2 separate regions of the Homo sapiens genome follow, and region 2 is linked to region 1. A link is a contact called in ENCODE Hi-C or POLR2A ChIA-PET data. All regions are on one chromosome and are shown on one strand. Each heading gives the region's core, a stretch centred on a gene start or an enhancer-like site at or near the end of the contact. The rest is flanking DNA. Distances are from core to core; before and after follow the strand shown.

Region 1 (2,700 bases), core at 194-2,693:
GATGTACATACTGGGCAACTGTTCAACAACCTGCAAACAGTGGCTTTTTTAAAGTGATGAAATTTTAGGGTTTTTTTTTCCTCTCCCTACTTTTTGTTTAATTCAGTCCACAAACACTGGCTTGCTATTATGTGTTAGATATTTCTATATGTTTCTTTTTCCCCCACTGAATATGGATTAATTTGTAATCAGAAAAACAGACACACTTTACAAAAGTCCGACATCCCAAACTGACTTCCTCTTCCAGATATTAAAAATCTAATAAAGGATTGGAGCAAAAATAGGAAGGGCACGAATCTTACATTGAAAGCATAACATAACTTTAAAAAGAATTGGGGTTAGGTTTATATCACTCCATGTCCTACCTTTAGAAACACTTTGTAAACCATGCTCACCTGTTTCAGCTTGGATACCGTCTGCTCCTACAAACGTGAATGTGATTAGCGTTTCAAGGATCCCTTCCTAACAGGGTCCTCGAAGCCGACTATCTAAGGAGCCTGACATCCCTCTAAGCGTTTTAAAATCCATTATCCCATTGGAACCTCCACAACAATAATAGGCGGGTAGCGATGACTCTGGTTTTGTGGATGGGGACGCTTGACTTGGGGTGGTTATGCCTTGCCCAGGACTGAACCCCGGGATAGAGACGGGCAGGCAGCGGTGGGTCGAAGGGCCCGGGGACTAGGGCCCGGGTCGGGAGGGGCGGGCGCCTTACCGCGGCTTGCTGGAAGGCGCCCTTGGTGTAGGTGCCGCCACCTCGGTAGGAGATGGCAGGGATCTCTTGGAGGAGCAGCGCGCACTTGTGCTGGCGCGCGCGGCGGGTGGAGATGTAATCGACGCGCGGCACCACGTAGTTCTTGGACGAGAAGGTCACGATGGCCACGCGCGTGGCCGTGGGCACCACGGGGAAGTCGGACAGCAGCTTGCGGACGAACATGAGCTCGCTGCGGAAGTTGACTTCGCCCACGCTGGACGAATCATCCACCAGGAAGACAAGCTCCAGGCGCTCGCTGAGCTCCCGCAGCAGCCGCACGCGTCGCCGGAACGCCTGGCCCAGCCGCTCCACTCTGCTCCCCGCCGCTTCGTCGCCAGGAGCGGGCGGCGCGGGGATACTCCCGGGGGCCCCGGGCGCGGTCTCGGGGAAGAGGCGGAAGCTGAAATTGCGCGACGGGGACATCTGCTGAAAGGTCGCCCAGCCCGAAACGAGCGCCAGACCCCAGCAACAAAAGGCCAGGCGAGGCCACATCGCGCTGGAGACAGAGCGGCTGCCCCGGAGCGCAGGCGGCGGCTCGGGCGGGAAGAGGCGCTGGGCGGCCGGACTCGCAGAGGGGCGTGCGCGGAGCTGGGCGCGGGGCAGCGGCCAAGAGCCTCAGCGCCCTTTCATCTGACACTGGGGACAGACACAATCCAGACTCCTCAGCAGCTCGGGAACTCCGGAGGGAACGGCGCGCGCTCTCTACCCCTCTCGCTCTCCTCTTTTTTTCTTCCCTCTCTCCTCCTCCTCTCTCTCCCTGAAGCCTATAAAATGTTTGAAGGAAAGGGGGCAGTCAAGAAAAATCTCCCGCTTCCCTCCTTCTCTCCCTCTCTCCCTCTCCCCGCTCCTGTCTACTTTCTGTATCTGTGACTCTATCTCCCTCCTCCCCCTCTCATTCTCCTCCCGGGATCAAGCCAAAGGCTCGGAGATTCCATGACACCAGAACCCCGCGTCTGTCAGGCTGTCAACATTCCCGCAGCAAGCGCACCAGCGCCGAAGCCCTGATTGATCCCATATGTCTGGCAGGAGCTGCAGAGGAATTCACTGGAGATGGATCCAGATACCGAGAGTGCCACAGTAATTGGAAACACTTTGTAGACGAAAACATACACGCGGACTGGCCAGGGAGTTGAAAGCATCCTTTGAAAACTGCTTGCTCACCTTTTGTGTTTCTTTTCCCCCATTCAGTGTCCCAAAGCCCTCGCCAAATAGATGATTGTACAATTTTCCTGATGGGGATTTCTAATCAGTGGTGTGTGTGAGCGTGCAGATTAAGCCCTTAAGGGCCCCCTCAGATCACACCATAAAGGAGTTGCATCTAACCTTATGCGTTCCACAGGAATGATTTGTCATGGTACTTCAGTCGTGCATTTATTCATTCATCTGTTTGTTCATTCTTTCCTGATTTTAACAAATATTTTTTGAATACCCATTGTGTGCCAGGAACTATGTGAGGCACTGCAAATATAAGGAACAAAAATTGACAGGGATTCTATCCTCAATGAACTTAAAGGGTAACAAGTGAGGTGACCATTAACCAGATATTAACATACAAAATATATGTAATTACAAGTGACCATGCTAAATAAAGGAGAGCTTAGGTAGACAGACTTGACCTTGGAGAGGCCAGAGAAGCCTTCTCTGAGGACAGAAAGTTTGTGCTGAAGTCTGAAGTGTAAGTAGGGGGTCCCCAGTCCCCTTTCATGTGTTCTTGATCTATTTCAACAGATAAGATCCACCTGGCTTTAAGTGGTACCTGGCATATATCTGCTTTGAAACAAGTTGCTACCTGGGGTGGTTTTTCCAAAGCAAGACCTCCAAAGGGGAGAGCGCACGTGTAAAGAAAAGGTGCACTTTGCATGAGGGTGGGGCCTTTGGTTAAAAGATTCCAGCTGGGAGTCAGGAACACCGTGTAGGTAAGCCTACGGTTATGTAAACCACCTGAA
Region 2 (2,700 bases), core at 129-2,628, 71 kb after region 1:
ACACACAAGCATACGCACACAAACATATATATACTATAACTGAAATTTTAACATTTTGAATACTTATTACTCACGTAATAAAATTTTGTTTCTTTTTTTTATAATAATTTACTTTTATTTTTCTTAAGGTCTATTTTTTCCACTTTTGATGAAAGAGTCTCTTCTGTTCATTCATTCTTTTGTTAAAGGCCTAATACATCTCCCTATAAGTAGGATGCCTGGATTCCCCTTATATTTTCCCATACTTCACTTGAGTCTTCATAATGAAGCCTAATCTCTAACTCCTTCATCCAGTAGCCCAGATTGAGTGCATAGTGATCTGGGGCCGTAGGTAGTCCTGGCAGGTACATCTCATTTCAGGAGAGTTTTTCATCTGTGTCTCTCAACACTTACCTAACGGTGCGAAATCATTTATGGCTGTACCCCATTCCTGGTGCAGTATATGAAAAACTATGAGAACCGAATGAAAATGTGCCTCCTGCAGGAGATCGTTCCTCACCTGCCTTCATCAACCCCCAGTTTTAGCATTCTGAACAGTTAGTGACCTAGACCTTGACAAAAGTTTTCCAATGTCACCCTTGCCAGCAGCCAGTGACTTGATAAAGCCATCTATGGCCCAGACCTCATGGGATAGCTACTCCTGAATCCCGTTACACTCTCCCTAGGCAGCTACAGCACTGAAATCTGGTGAGCAGGCAGCCTCTGCCAAAGGCCCTCAAAGAACGAGATTTTCCTCTGATTGGGTGGTCCATTACTTATCCAAGTCCTAGACTAGATAAATAATGGTATCTATGACGTTCAAAATCTCTTGTTAATTTTTGAAAGGTTCTGCTTTCTAAGGTAAGTGATTTGCAAGCCAGTCCTGCTCAGCCTTCTTCATACATGTCTCCTCTGCCCTGTAAGTAACAGAAATTCTAGCATTTGGATGGTTCCCTAGTTTCTGATGTGAATGTAGTCATTTCACCATTTTCTGGGTGATTTCACTAGTTACTGGGGGAGAACATGTAAAATATCTGTCTGTTGTCAACTGGCCACTTTCCTCCAGAACGCAAACCGATACCAATTTGTTCTCTGATTTTATTTCACCTCTTTGAATCCTTGTCTCATGACTTGCACTTGGCATTCAGGGAAAGGTACAAGGGAAAAACAGACTAGGCCAGAAAAGACATGGCATGTATCTCTCAGATCCTGACATCTTGTAGGCTGTTTTCTGTGAGCTCTGCTGCTCTCCCTGCCTTCACATCTACCCAGTTAACAACTGCTTAGTTCAAGCACTGTCCTCTCTTTGTGGGGCGGGGTGGTCATCTCAGACTGCCCCCATGATTGCCTAACTCCTGTAAGTGCCCATACTCTGTTCTCCCAAGAGCTCTAAACATGCCTAACACTTATTGCACTCTCTCATAGTTGTTGATATAGTCACCCATCTCCCTAGCCAGACTGTGAGTTCTCTGGTAGAGACTAATCCACCTGTCACCGCATTCCTGGCGTCAAGTTCAGTTAGTTAAATGAATAAATAGGTTTGGAAAAGAGATGGGAAAGAAAAGAAGAAAACAATTTATTAGAATATCTAGATTTTTTTCTAAATTGGTAACATTCAAGATTAATCATGCTTTGACAGTTTGGAAGAACAAAAGTGAAGAATAAAGAAAGAACTAAACTGTGATACTGATAGCCTTATTGTTTCTGCTCTGTTAAAAGTATAGTACATGTGTTGGAAGTGAACTTACTGATTGTGAATAACTAATAATAGAAAATAATGATAGAAACATATCTTCTGATGACAGTTTCTGTATAATTCCCATTTCTTTATAATAAATACACTGTTCTTCAGTGGTAGAAAAACTAATTGTTCGCTGTGAAAATGCTACCCATTAGCATCACTGTTCCTAAACAATATACAGTCTTCTCTTATATGGCTCTCAGCTGCACGCTGCCTGGAAGATACTTTAGACATGAGCCAGCTTTTTACATATAACAAATGCCCAGTAAGAGGCACTTAGAATTCCAGTTGGACTGAACTTGCCCCTTCTCCAGAGGGCACATAAATGAATACATACAAGGAAATCCCCTCCCATCATGCACACACATATGCCCGCACGCAATCCTCGGAGCAGCTGTGTTATATTATAAATTGGAGGCCTTTTGTTAGTTCAGATGTTTCAGGTCTGCAAAGGCACTCTGGAGAAGAAATAAATATTATGAGTAAGTCTCGTTTCCATGCTTGTAGTGGGGAAATACTTTCCAGCACAGTTTACTACGGTTTTATACTAAAACAATCTCGTAAAACAATACCAGCATTACTCACTCAGCACATGACTGCTAAGACAAGAATGGTGTCTGTTTTATTCCCTAAATATTCAAAACATTATTTCATTCAGACTCTGTCCCAGATAGACTTTCTTTTCAGTAAAACTAACCAGAATAATCATGGATTGTGTGCTCACTAAATCTATTATTCTTTTTTTAATATAAAATAATTCGTCTTTTTTCCCACTTTACCAAATATTGCATATTTATAAAACTTCACCAATAAGAGAGATCCAATACAAGCATTTAAAGGAAAGGCAGCTTGGAGCTGGGTGGGAGCTCAATCTGGAATCCAGGTCATTCCATTTAAGGATCTGGTCTTCTGCTTTGAAGGCTCAGGATCTGAAGTTGCTTATAAGCTTGGTAACAAGAAGAGAAGGTACTGGAGATAGG

Evidence for each region. Hi-C counts contacts between places; a loop is a spot of excess contacts on that map. ChIA-PET counts read pairs that join two places held with the same protein, here RNA polymerase II (POLR2A).
Region 2: a map of psoas muscle shows a loop between it and region 1 (4-fold over the local background). The contact joins the enhancer-like site here to the promoter of SVEP1 in region 1. A Hi-C loop is called at or near these places in 1 of 168 maps with a recorded cell type or tissue (psoas muscle). POLR2A ChIA-PET finds 5 or more read pairs at or near these places in 1 of 52 experiments (endothelial cell of umbilical vein).

Annotation. Positions count from the first base shown.
Region 1 is chr9:110,578,298-110,580,997 of GRCh38, forward strand. SVEP1 (sushi, von Willebrand factor type A, EGF and pentraxin domain containing 1) reads right to left here and starts at 1,444. Exons shown (of 48, transcript NM_153366.4): 1 at 716-1,444. The coding sequence starts at 1,246. RefSeq lists enhancers at 311-811, 812-1,312.
Region 2 is chr9:110,649,058-110,651,757 of GRCh38, forward strand. No RefSeq gene overlaps it. Among named protein-coding and RNA genes, the nearest start is that of MUSK, 18 kb to the right of the region's middle. Within about 2 kb of position 1,379, at least 8 of the 41 ENCODE cell types and tissues checked have a DNase peak (open chromatin) inside an H3K27ac peak, as active enhancers do; they include endothelial cell of umbilical vein, where a contact is called at or near this core.